Linked DNA regions of Homo sapiens: all the other regions are linked to region 1. The links are chromatin contacts, found by Hi-C or POLR2A ChIA-PET in ENCODE. All regions are on one chromosome and are shown on one strand. The core of a region is the stretch at or near the end of the contact, and the rest is flanking DNA. Distances in the headings are between cores, read along the strand shown. Region 1 holds the start of KCTD15 (potassium channel tetramerization domain containing 15). Region 2 holds the start of WTIP (WT1 interacting protein). Region 3 holds the start of GPI (glucose-6-phosphate isomerase).

What was found. Hi-C counts contacts between places; a loop is a spot of excess contacts on that map. ChIA-PET counts read pairs that join two places held with the same protein, here RNA polymerase II (POLR2A). Pooled maps may share reads with other maps.
Region 2: a loop to region 1 is called in a pooled map, with 2.6 times the contacts of the local background. The contact joins the promoter of WTIP here to the promoter of KCTD15 in region 1. A Hi-C loop is called at or near these places in 1 of 168 maps with a recorded cell type or tissue (GM12878) and 3 of 50 pooled maps. POLR2A ChIA-PET finds 5 or more read pairs at or near these places in 1 of 52 experiments (PC-9).
Region 3: a loop to region 1 is called in a pooled map, with 3 times the contacts of the local background. The contact joins the promoter of GPI here to the promoter of KCTD15 in region 1. A Hi-C loop is called at or near these places in 3 of 37 single-sample maps with no recorded cell type and 9 of 50 pooled maps. POLR2A ChIA-PET finds 5 or more read pairs at or near these places in 1 of 52 experiments (HEK293).

The regions. Positions count from the first base shown.
Region 1 is chr19:33,794,287-33,798,580 of GRCh38, forward strand. KCTD15 (potassium channel tetramerization domain containing 15) reads left to right here and starts at 2,584. Exons shown (of 7, transcript NM_001129994.2): 1 at 2,584-2,701. RefSeq lists an enhancer at 8-517 and a silencer at 1,163-1,282.
Region 2 is chr19:34,479,569-34,483,862 of GRCh38, forward strand. It overlaps WTIP (WT1 interacting protein), which reads left to right and starts at 2,190. Exons shown (of 8, transcript NM_001080436.2): 1 at 2,190-3,073. The coding sequence starts at 2,407. RefSeq lists enhancers at 1,263-1,917, 1,918-2,573, 2,574-3,228.
Region 3 is chr19:34,363,114-34,367,407 of GRCh38, forward strand. GPI (glucose-6-phosphate isomerase) reads left to right here and starts at 2,083. Exons shown (of 18, transcript NM_000175.5): 1 at 2,083-2,275; 2 at 3,232-3,322; 3 at 3,670-3,738. The coding sequence starts at 2,154. RefSeq lists an enhancer at 3,157-3,897.

The DNA of each region.
Region 1 (4,294 bases), core at 1,334-3,833:
TCCATTTATACACCCGTCCTTGACATGTACCTTGCAAATCTTAGAAACTTCATCTAGTGGGAAAATAAATGTTAAATCATGAATACCCATACTAATCACATTGCCATGTGGCTTCCTAAAACAGTTTCGCTTATACCAATCTTTCAAGTATTAATTTATATGTATATATTCACCCAGATTGAACACGAAACAAAGGCGTTACCGCAGCCACCTAGGATGAGGGACAAAAGAGGTGTGAGGGGCGCTGGGGGCCACAGGAGCCATGACAAGCGGATTTTCAGTGAGTCCCTCATCCTCCAACACAAGCCTGCTCCACCTTCCCTCATTCCACCCTCCACAAAGGCCTGGGGCGGGGGAGGACGTTTCTGTCCATGAAGTTGGGGGCACCCACACACACAACCTCGTCCGATTGTGATTCTAGCCAGCATTTAAGGGTGGATACAGGAGATCAAAGTATTTGAATACTTGCTTCACTTTCTATTTGTGTCTGGTCCCTCAATGCTGAGTGGGATGTGCATTGATGGAGGGCTTTGCTGTTCCTATGTCGTGCTTGGGACAGTCGGCCACAAAGCTGGGCTGACCTCTCGGGCCGGGCCGGGCCTGGCCAGCGTGCCGAACGCGCAGAGAGCGCGCTGCTGAGCCGAAGCTGGGAGCTGGAAGCCCGGAGGTACCGGGGCGTAGGGAGCAGAGTGGGCAGCCCTTGGGCCTCGCGGGAGCCCCTCCCAACCCCTGCACAGATCCCTGACCTACTTCCAGGGCTTCTTTCTGTTCCAGGAGCAGCTCAAAATCCATAAATTAAGGAAATTAACTGATGGGGCCTGCGGCATCTTTGTAAGCTATTTAAATCTATAAATTTACAACATCTTCTGCATATATCAAATAATTGAACTAACTGCAGGGATGTAACTTTAATGAGAAAATTTCCCCCTTTTTCCTGTAGTTCGAACTCGAAAATAAATAAATAAATAAAACCTTCCCTTAGGAGGAAAGTTTCGGCTGATTCCCGCGTAAAGAAGTTACGGAAGCGCTGTCTGGACGCTCTCTCCACGCGCGCGAGGTCCTCTAGTAGAGGGAGAAAGCCCCCCCCACTTCACCTTCCTCCCACTGGCACCCCGAGTCCCCCTCACCCCAGCTCCAGGCCGACCCCGAGCGCCCCCCACCCCGGGAGTGCGGCCGCTAGGGGGCGTCCAGGCCCGGCCGGAGCCGGCGGTCGGGACCCAGGCGCCGTTCCGGCCCGTGCGCACCCGCCCCGCGGTCCCAGCCGGTCTCCGGCCCGGGCGTCCCTGGAGCCAGGCGGGGGCGCAGTGCCGGCCAGTCGCGCGCTCCGTTTCCTAGGAGCCGGGAAATGGTCGCCGAGGAGGAGGAGGAGGCACGGGCGGGGCGCAAAGGAAACAGGAGGAAGAGGAAGGGGAGGAGGAGTGGGAGTGGGAGAAAAGGAGGAAGGGGCGGCCGAAGCGGAGACTGGGGAGGGGCGTCCGGGGCGCGGACCTCGGCCGCGGGGAGTCTTGGCTGCCGCCGTCTCCATCGCGCCGCGCGCGTAAAGGAAATGGCGCGTCTAGCCGCGAGCGGTCGGCCCGGTGCCCCAGCGCGTCCCTCCCCCGCGGCGGCCGACCGCGTGTCCGCAGACGTCACGGGAGAGGGGCAGCGGGGCAGAGACCCTGGGAGGGCGGCCAGGGAGCGGGGGAGGGGCGGCCTGGCCCCCGGCTCCGCTCCAGCCCCGACCGACTGGCAGCCCAGTTTCTTCCCAAGTCCCGCCCCCAGCCCCGGGCGCCGCGGCGGCGGCTGCTCTCCTCTTTGTAACCGAGGAGTCAAGAAATGTGAGAAACGTGCCCTGTGTTACTTATTTGGGAGCCGAAAATTTATGCCCAGCTGAAAGCGCCCGGGGAAATATTACATCAGATGAAATGACAATGATTAAAATCAGCCTCTCCCCCGCCCCCTCCCCGAGCCCGGAGGAGGCCCGGGCGCCGCGTGGCCGGCCGGCGGGGGGCGGGGGGCTGGGCCGCGGAGGGCGCTGGGGCCTGGGCGCACCGCTCCCGGGAGGGTCCTGGCCGCGGCCCCGGCGGGAAGGCGCGGGCTTCGGGAGAGGCGGGTGGGGATCGCCCGGCGAAAGGAGGGGAAACGGCGCGTTTTTGTCGCCAGGCGCGGGCGCGCGGAGCTAATTGCGACTCTAATCCTCTGCCCCGCGGCGCAGCCGAGCCCCGAGCCAGGAGTCGCCGCGCGCGCCCGTTCGCGCTGGGTAATTTGGGGCCGGATCGCTGCCCTTTACGTCCGGGCTGGGCCGCGGCGAGGCGCTGGCTAGGGGCTGGAGTGGGGGGCTGGTTTTCTCTCCAGCAATCGAGGGAGGCCGCCGGAGAGAGAGGAGGGAGGAGAGGAGGTGGGAGCGGCGGGAGGGCAGCCGGAGAGCGGCGCGAGGAGGAGGCGGCGGCGGCGGAGGCGGCGGCCGCGAAGAGGGGAGGAGGCGAGGGGAGGGTGGGGAGGGGAGGCCCCGGCGCGCCGCGCCGCGAGGGGCCGCGTGAAGCGGGGGCCGGGGCGGGAGGGGTGGGTGGGGGGAGGGTTGGGGGCGAGAGAGAAAGTAACTCCAGGACGAGACCGGAGCGACCCGCGCAGCGAGCATAGGCGGCGAAGCTGCGCCCGGCGCCCGAGACCGGCAGCTGCGTGGGGCGGGGGCTGCGCCCGAGCCCGATCTGCCGGCTCCGAGGTAAGCTCAGCGCGGGCGGCCACCGCTCAGAGCCGCGCAACCCTGCCCCGAAGTGGCTGCGATACCGAGAAAGTCGCCCGGCCAGGGTCTGGACCTGGGCGGGGGCGGCCGCTTTGTCCCTCTGCTGGGCGGCGGGGGCTGGCGGCGCGGGGGTGCCCAGCACAAAGGCCTGGTGCAAGAGTGGGGTTGCCCACGTGGGCTGGTCCTGGCCGCGGGTGGACCCTCCCCACGCGGGCGGTCTCGGAGCTTCCTGCCGCGCGGTGTGTGTGTGTGTGTGTGTGTGTGTGTGTGTGTGTGCGCGCGCGCGCGCGCGCGCTTGTGGAGGTCCCCGCACTCTGGCCCCTGTTCTGGGCCGAGCGCCCTGCAGAGCTGGCGAGTTTCCGGGGTCAGAAACGGGCTCACGCAACTGGGGCTTCGGGATGCACAAGTCCCGGCTTGGCGCCCAAAATCAGAGAAAGTCTCCAGTGGGACAGATGTGCGTCCTCTGACGCCCACCCCACGAGTCCGAAACCTGGCAGGAGGGGCTGTCGCGCTGGTGGTGGTCCCGGGCGCGCAGGGTTTGGGGCTGGGAGAGGGGCCGCGATGGGAGGGATCGCCGCCTGCAGATCCGGTTCCCCGCTGCCCGCCCGCACCCCCTGACCTGGACGCGCGCACCCGGCACACACTCGCAAACACACCCGGGGGCGGACCCCCGCCTCTGCAGCGCCTTTCTGTCTTCCGGCGGCCCCCACCCGCGACTGCAGAAAGATAAGCTTCAAGTTTTCGCTCCGTATCTCAAATGTGCATGAAGGAATTTAACTGCACGAGTGAATAACAGCATTAGTTTCAATTAATTTTTTTTTAATCCCGGCAACAATAAACTTTGAGAACAAAAGCGCTTTTACGTCCTTAATTAGGCGAGCTTCCCATCTGTGGTCTCCAAGTGTCTGCCTCTTGATTTAACTTTGTCCCCGCCCCGCCTCCGCGGCAACCCCTCCCAGCCCAGCCCCGCGCTTCGGGTGCCGCGGCCACCCCGCCCCGCGGCGCCTCCAGCCTTGGCCCAAGCCCTCTCCCGTCGCCCCTAAGTTCACACCGGCCGGCTGGCTCCGCGGCGGAGGCGGGAGGGGGGGGGTGGGGAGGCTGGCGCGCACCAGGTGGCCCGCCTGCCTCTCCGGGGCCACCCCTGGGACAATTGTGCAGGCCCCCAGGACTTTCGCCCCGGGCCAGCGCCCTGAGTGCGGAGCCGAGGGGAGCTCGAGAGGCGCCTTCTGTTTACCTTTTATGGTTAAAATAACAGCTTAGCAAAGAAGCGACTTCAGAAGAAGCGATTTAGTGAAATCGTCTCAAGCTGCCGCAGCTCAGCCAGTTTAATCACCCCCAGAGAGCCGAACAACTGCGAGCGCAATGGGACACAAAATCATTTTGTGTGTAAATGAGCGTGGCATTCTGCTCACTTCTCTCTGCTCGGGCGGGCGGGGCTCGGCGGCGGGCGGGCAGGGACCCGGGTCTCCCGCCGCAGCTGGAGAAGCGGGTCACTACCGGGCCAGTTTGGAAACCTGTGGGCCCTCCCGACCGCTATCGCTGAGGCCCCTGCAACAGGCGGGCCAGGGCGCA
Region 2 (4,294 bases), core at 940-3,439, 680 kb after region 1:
CACAGCAGGAGGTGAGCAGAGGCGAGGGAGCATTACCACCTGAGTCCCACCACGATTCTCACAGAAGCACGAAGCCTATTGTGAACTGCGCATGCGAAGGACCTAGGCTGTGTGCTCCTTATGAGAATCTAATGCCTGATGATCTGTCACTGTCTCCCATCACCCCCAGATGGGACCGTCTAGTTGCAGGAAAACAAGCACAGGGCTCCCACTCTTTCTATGGTATAGTGAGTTGTATAATTATTTCATTATATATTACAATGTAATAATAATAGAAATAAAGTGCACAATAAATATAATGCCCTTGAATCATCCTGAAGCCATTCCCACCCTCCCCATCCCTGTCTGTGGAAAAATTGTCTTCCACAAAACCAGTCCCTGGTGCCAAAAAGGTTGGGGACCGCTGTAGATTACCTAAATGATGTTGGGATTATACGACACGGTTGTGATTGGATTATTGTCTGCATTTTTGATAACTTCCCTTGAATAGATGTTTAGCAGCAGTATTACTGCTTCTAAGTTTCGTGTTCGTTTGTGCGGATGTTGACACCGCCAAACTGCTCTTCCCAAAAGGATATCCCAATTTGCACTCATACCAGTAGCATATGTGCAACTGTTTCACCACAGTCCTGCCAATATTGTAATTTTTAAATAGTAGATAATGCAGTCCATGAAATGTGATATGACTGAACTGGCTTTTCCTTTCTCATTTGAAAGGTAGACCATTTTTCATGTCCTGGCTTCCCTGGGTATTTGCTCTCCCAAATGCTGGCTTCTAGACCCCGCACGGAGTCTCATGCCTGTAATCTCAGCGTTTTGTGTGGTGGTGTGCGCCTGTACTCCTACGTACTCAGGAGTCCGAGGTGGGAGGATTGCTTGAGCCCAGGAGGTTGAGACTCTGGGGTGTGTGTGATCACTGTGAGCTGTGATCACACCACTGTACTCCAGCCTGGGGGACAGAGCGACACCTTGTCTGAAAAAAACAAAACAGCGCAACTCCCCCACCCTCCGCGCACACGAAATGCTTGCTTCCACTTCCCCTACCCTGGTGGGGCAGGGGCTGGAACTCCGCAGGCTATGGGAAGGTGCTGGGGTTAGCGGCCCCAGCGGGTGCTCAGTGGTGTTGAGGCCACACTGCCCTGGGCGGTCTGGCCGGGACAGTTCCCGTGCGGGCTCCCTGCGCGCTGAGCCACTGTAGGCGCCTTCCCGAAAATCTCTGAGCAGAGAGGGCCTGGAAAACAGTACTCTCTCACGCAACACTTTTCTTGGATCCATCAGGCCCTGACAGATAACGGTTTGGTTTTCTTCCCTATAGCCGTGTGACTTGTACAAGGGATTTTAGTTGTGTCCTTGGGCACGAAGCCCTAGTCACCTCTCGATTCCCCACCTATGTGGCCCCTATGGCCCCGCTGGTTCCAGGACCTCCCCTCGAAGCCTCACCCACCACCCTGGATGCAGGTGCTGGAAAAGGGAGGAGTCCCCATATTTCACGGGGACTGCCTGTGATGGCCACAGGGGAGGCTCGCCGCCCACCGGCTCTGAGCCTGAGGCCTGCTTCTAGCCTGGCCTTGGGGGCCTGGGCGAAGCGACCCAGCGCGAGGACCAGTCCCCAACCAACCCGCTCCTAGTTCTGGGCGCCTTCCCCAGCAGTCAGATGGGGGCTTCAGAGGCCGGTGCGCGGCCACATGGCCCCGGGCCAGGCAGGGGGTCGTGGGGACGCATCTGCGCTAGGCGCACAGTATTCCTGGGCGCGGGACGGGCGAAGCGCCGTGGGTTCCAAGCTGAGCTGGGTCGGCCCTGCAGCGCCGGAGAGCAAGGCGGCGCAGGGAAGGGAGATGGGGCGGGATGTGGGGAAAGCTGTCGACTGCTTGGATCTCTCCGGCCCGGATGGCGCCAGCTGCCTCCAGCTCAGCCTGCGGAAATCCGAGCTCTTCCCAGCGGCCCGACGGCCCGGGCGCCCCGCAGACCCTGGGCTCTCCCCGCGGTGCCTCCGCCGCCCGCCCCTGCGTCCTGGCCCGGCCTCCACGCCCCTCCGAGGTCCCGGCGCAGCGCGGCCGCCGCCACTCCCCCCACATTCCAGAGGCCGCAGCGCCGTCTCCTTCCTCGCATTCCTGCCCCCGCAAAGGAGTCCCTCCGCCCCGCGCGAGGCCGCGGCGAGGAGGGGGCGCGGCCCGGCGCCTGGGAGCTTACATTCCTCCGCCGCGCGCGCCGCCGAGCAGGGCGCCGCGTCCCCCGGCCCGCGCGTGGCCGCCGGAACGACCCCGGCCCGGCGCCGGCCCCGCCCCGCCCCGCGCCCAGGGGTCCCGGGGCGGGCTCCGGGCTTCGGGCGGACGATGCGGCGGCCCGGCCGGAGCGGCGGCGGGAAGCGGAGGCGGAGGTGACGCGCCAGGGCCGGCGGGCCGGGCCATGCAGCGCTCCAGGGCGGGCGCGGACGAGGCGGCCCTACTCCTGGCCGGGCTGGCCCTGCGGGAGCTGGAGCCCGGGTGCGGCTCTCCCGGTCGGGGGCGGCGGGGGCCGCGGCCTGGGCCTGGAGACGAGGCGGCGCCCGCGCTGGGCCGCAGAGGGAAGGGCAGCGGCGGCCCCGAGGCCGGGGCGGACGGACTGAGCCGCGGGGAGCGGGGTCCCCGGCGCGCGGCGGTTCCGGAGCTCAGCGCGCAGCCTGCGGGCAGCCCACGGGCCAGCCTGGCGGGGTCCGACGGCGGCGGCGGTGGCGGCAGCGCCCGATCCAGCGGCATCAGCCTGGGCTACGACCAGCGCCACGGCAGCCCGCGCTCCGGTCGCTCGGACCCGCGTCCCGGTCCCGGGCCGCCTTCGGTGGGCAGCGCCCGCTCCAGCGTTTCCAGCCTCGGCTCCCGGGGCTCGGCCGGCGCCTACGCTGACTTCCTCCCGCCCGGCGCCTGCCCCGCGCCCGCTCGCTCCCCGGAGCCTGCGGGGCCGGCTCCCTTCCCGCTGCCTGCACTCCCGCTGCCCCCTGGCCGGGAGGGCGGCCCAAGCGCGGCCGAGCGGCGGCTGGAGGCGCTCACCCGGGAGCTGGAGCGGGCGCTCGAGGCGCGCACGGCGCGGGACTACTTCGGTGAGCTCGCTCGGCCCGGCAGTTCCCTGCGCGCATGGCTGGGGTCCGGGGTTCCGAGACTGCCTCGGGTAGGCGGCCGGATCAGCGGAGGAGAGCACGGGGCTGGCTGGGGGTGCAGCAGTGCACGGGGTTGGGACGAGGAAGGTGCATCCCCTGGGGACTGGGGAGCGCAAAGGGTGAGTGAGTGCGCCTGGATCCCCAGCAGCGGCTTCACCCCTGCCTCTGGGTCCCCCGACACACGAGGGGTTCTGGCCGAGTGAGTTGATGTGCGGTTCCTAACTTAACAGGCAAGTCAGGTTCATGGGCACACTGAGCCATTTTCTGATAATTTTTTCTTCTTTCTTCTTTTTTTTTTTTCTTTCTTCTTTTTTTTTTTTTTTTGAGACAGGGTCTTCCTCTGTCGCCGAGACTGGAGTGCAGCGGCGCGTCCTCGGCTTACTGTAGCCGTCGCCTCTCAAGCTGAAGCGATCCTCTCGCCTCAGCCTCCCGAGAAGCTGGGACTACAGGTGCACACCACCATGCCCAGCTTTTCTTCTTCTTACTTTTTTTTTTTTTTTTTTTTTGTAGAGACAGAGTCTCCCTATGTTGCCCAGGCTGGTCTTAAACTCCTGGGCTCAAGCGATCCGCCCTCCTCGGCCTCCCAAGGTGCTAGGATTACAGGCTTGAGCCAGTGCGCCCGGCCTGATCTTTTCTTCTTTGCGTTTGGTGCTCTCATTCTATCTGATCCTTTCATGCTTCGTGATGAGCAGAAAGGGGTGCTTCCCCGTCTGCCCCGCCACGGTATGGGTGTGGACAGCAACCGGGAGATGGAGTGGCCCAGGTACCACCGGATACCGCCTGACCCAGGCTTTGGTGATGGTAGCGGCTGGAGAGGGAGACTGTGTGAGGGAAGAAAAGCCCACTTTGCGGGAGAGGGGAACCGTGCCAGTCACACGGGGCTGCCCTCGCCCGGACTGTGCTGTGGACATAGGATGTTTCCTAAAGGAATCCTGCTGCAGGTGCATCTGCAAAGCCCAGCAGCCTCACAGCCTCCACTTCCCAGTGTGGCCCAGGCCCCCTGATCTCTAGTTCTTGGGACAGCTCTTGGGGTGAGATTGTGAGCGGGGCAGAGGTATACTGTGGGGCCTGGGGCGAGAACTTCCCAACCCGCCTTCTGTATTAAGCACCTGGCTTTGGTGGATGGATGGTCACCATGCCTGGGACCGTGGCTGTCCTGGGGTT
Region 3 (4,294 bases), core at 833-3,332, 570 kb after region 1:
GTCTGTACAAAAAATAACAAAGCTTGTCTCTACAAGGAAAAAATTAGCTGGGCATGGTGGTGCACACCTGTAGTCCTGGCTACTCAGAAGGGTGAGTTGAAAAGATCGCTTGAGCCTGGGAGGCAGAGGCTGTAGTGAGACAAGATCGTGTCACTGCACTCCAACCTGGGTGTGACAGAGTGAGACCCTGTCTCAAAAAAAAAAAAAGAAGGAGGAGTCAGAGGGAGTCAGTGGTTACTATTGGGCTAGAGTCATCTGAGGAATCACAGGGTAAGTGATAATGGGGCAGTGGCTACTGAGACTCGCCTTCCCATTGGTTGAGGTTTTGTTCTGAAACAGAGGATTTGGGGTGGGAATTCTCTTCTGTGTAGATGAGTAACTGGCTTAGAAAACCCTGATTGGAGTGTTTCTCAGAACCCCCGTAGAGGCCAGGCGCAGTGGCTCATGCCTGTAATCCCAGCACTTTGGGAGGCTGAGGCAGGCGGATAATGAGGTCAAGAGATTGAGACCATCCTGGCCAACATGGTGAAACTCCATCTCTACTAAAAATACAAAAATTAGTTGGGTGTGGTGGCGTGCGCCTGTAGTCCCAGCTACTCAGGAGGCTGAGGCAGGAGAATCGCTTGAACCAGGGAGGTGGAGGTTGCAGTGAGCTGAGATCACGCCACTGCACTCCAGCCTGGTGACAGAGCGAGACTCCATCTCAAACAAACAAACAAACAAAAAAAGAACTCCAGTAGAACAGATACTGTTCAGCACTACCAGGGTTGTGCTAGGTGTGGAAGCTCAGTGAAATCTTAAGAGTTGACAGTTCTTAGAAAAGGGCCATGTGGACAGGGCTGTTCCCTGGAAAGTCCTGTGACCCCTCAGTGACCACTTATTTCTTTTGTTGTCAGCCTTTCCCTATTTTCTTTTCTTTTCTTTTCTTTTTTTTAAGACAAGGTGTTGCTGTGTCACCCAAGCTGGAGTACAGTGGTGGTAATCACGGCAGCCTCTAACTCCTGGACTCAAGTGATCCTCCTGCCTTGGCCTCCCGAGTAGCTGGGACTCTGCAGATATGCACCACCACATGCCCCGCTAATTTATTTTTAGTATTTTAGAAGCAGTGTTTTGCTGTCTTGCCCAGGCTCGGCTTGAACTCCTGGCGTCAAGCTATCCCACCTCCCAAAGTGCTGGGATTATAGGCAGGAGTGCCCAGCCCCAGAGTTCTTACAATGACTTACAAGGTCTTACGTGATCTTGTTGCCTCCCTTTTGCTCTCTGACCTCATCTTTTTTTTTTTTTTTGAGATGGAGTCTCACTCTGCCACCCAGGCTGGAGTACAGTGGCTCACTGCAGTCTTCACCTCCCAGGTTCAAGTGATTATCCTGCCTCAGCCTCCCGAGTTAGCTGGGAATACAGGCACGTGTCACCAGGCCCGGCTAATTTTTGCATTTTTTTTTTCAGTAGAGATGAGGTTTCACCAGGTTGGCCAGTCTGGTCTGGAACTCCTGGCCTCACATGATCCGCCTGCCTCGGCCTCCCAAAGTGATGAGATTACAGGCGTGAGCCACCGCGCCCGGCCTAGTCACTTTTTTCTTAATTGCAACCCCGATTCTCAGCACCCTTTTCATCTTGGTTTTCCTCAATAGCCCTTACCACCAGCAGACACACATCATCTGTTGTACTTGCTTATTTGGCACATATGTATCCACAGCGCCTAGAACACTGCCTGTAACGTGGAAGGTGTTCGATCTATAGAGTTTTGTCGAATGAATGAATGAAGCCGACTAGTGCACAGGGAGTGCAGCGGCGCGATGGTAGCTCTCTGCAGCCTCCAACACCTGGGCTCCAGTGATCCCCGGGCTCTGCCCACCCTCCCCACTGCCACTTCCGGGCAGAGGCCAGCAAAGCGGCGGCGCAAGAGGTAGGGAGAGAGGAGCTGAGGCCCCAGATCAGCGGCCGCGGGCAAGGTCGCTCAGCGGGCACCCGGCCTGGGTATCGGGGCGCGGGTCGGGGGCGGGGCCGGGGCTCAGGGGTGGGGCCGGGCCGGGCCGGGCCGGGCGCCTGCGCCATAAAGGCCGCCGCGCGCCCACGCGCCTCGCTTGCTGCGCGCTGCCGGCGCTCCTTCCTCCTCGGCTCGCGTCTCACTCAGTGTACCTTCTAGTCCCGCCATGGCCGCTCTCACCCGGGACCCCCAGTTCCAGAAGCTGCAGCAATGGTACCGCGAGCACCGCTCCGAGCTGAACCTGCGCCGCCTCTTCGATGCCAACAAGGACCGCTTCAACCACTTCAGGTGCGGGCGGGCCGGAGGCGGGGGCTGCCACGCGCGGCGCCCGGAACCGGGCACGCGGGCCTGGGGTCTGGAGGCGGGGGCAGCGGTGCCCGGGGACCCCAGTCCCCGACCTCCAGGCCACGGACTGGGGCCCAGGCCGAGTCCGCACTTCGTCCTTGGAGTCTCCTTGGAGTGCGTTCCTGGGGGCTTGCAGCCTCGCCGGGAGTCTCGGCCCCGGGTCTGCTTCGTTACGAGGAAAAACGGGCCCCTCCGTGGGGACATTTCCCCTCCTCCTCCCCGTGCAGCTCTGGCCATTTGAGCAGGGGCTCCTTTCGCAGTTGTGAAGAGAGGCCTTGGCTGACGCAGCAAGCGGGAAAGGGCTGTCCCTTTCCATCCGCTCCTGGCCACATGAGCTTGGGAGCGTCTGCAGGGCGGGCAGCCCGGGCGGGGGTGTTTGAGGGAGCTGGGTGGAAGGATGGAGACGTCGGGCGTGATTCCTGCAGAAGACACCTGTGCACGACCGGGAAGTGGGAAGGAGTGTTTGAGCAAATCATGGGCGGGAGTGCGGCCAAGGGAGCTCTGATCACTGATACTGGTGGAGGCGGGGGAGGGGAGCGACTGTGGCTCCGGGCTAGACGTCCCGATGGCCATCCCTGTCATCTGGATGGGTGCCTGAGTAACTTACGGCAGAAAGTGGAAGCCCTGGGAAGGGGTGGTCCCCCACTTCAGTCCGGGCTCCTCATCCAGGGTCTGCCTGCATCTACGGTCTGTGAGGATGGCTTCTTTCTCTGGGCTGCTGTTGCAGATCATCCTGGTGGGCCAGCAGGTGACAGACACCACCACTGTGCTGGGTGGCCGCGGCCCTTGTGGGGCGTGGGTCAGGGAGGATGTTTCTTCTGGGAACAGCTCCTGCTTAGGGCATGGCTCCCCGCTAGGGAGACCAGGGTGTGGTCAGCAGCATCTCCATCTTTCTGCAGCTTGACCCTCAACACCAACCATGGGCATATCCTGGTGGATTACTCCAAGAACCTGGTGACGGAGGACGTGATGCGGATGCTGGTGGACTTGGTAATGTTCTGCTTGGGGAGGCATAACTGGTAACCGACAGAGTGGTGGGTGAGCTGGGCTCCTGGGAGTCCCCAGGACCTTGAGTATCTTGAGTTCTTCCTCTCATTAGACCTCAGTCACCTCCTCTGTGCTGGTGAGGCACCTGTCCCTGGCTTAGGTTCTAAGCAGCATCCCAGGGACCCCAGTGTCTGATGTCTGAGTAGACCCTTCCCAGACAGCAGGGGAGGGAACCAGACAGCAGCCGTCTGTCTGTCTCATTGGGGACAGCACCAAGCCTTGTGTTTGGGGGCTGACACTTGGGGTGGCCAGTGTGGGTGGGACCAGGCCTCAGTATCGTCTCTTCCTAGGCCAAGTCCAGGGGCGTGGAGGCCGCCCGGGAGCGGATGTTCAATGGTGAGAAGATCAACTACACCGAGGTGAGCAGGCCCCACATACCCTCTGGGGCCTCCTTCCTTCCCTTTGGGGTTTATCTGACTGTTAGCCGCATCACCCTGTGTCTTCACCCCTTCTCTTGGGCAATGCTTTTGCTTAATGAGGGGCCTGAAGGCCTTTTTCCTCCTGCTTGTAGCAGGGCTTTGGGGTGTGCCTTCCACAAGATTGGTTTGGTGAGCTCCTTGGAATGGTTCCCAGTGTCTGCCTGGGAGGAGCATATCTCATACCCACAGGGAGAGTTTCTCAAGGCTGACATTTTCTTGGAGAAGTTAACTCTAATATATCCTCAATGCAAGTTTTAGTAGCGACAAGAAGAATCTTAGATCACCAAAGACTTCAGCCTACTCAAGCAGTAGGAGTCAATAGGAAGCAGTGGTGAGGCCAGGCCTGGGGGCCCCTGTTCCTGACTCAGTATGGGAGCCCAGCCTGGAGGTATAATGGACACTGAGCACCCAGACTCTGTCCTCATGATGTCATTATCCTCCTCTTACATGTGAGGAGTCTGAGGTTCAGAGGTCACATCACTTATCTAAGATGTCA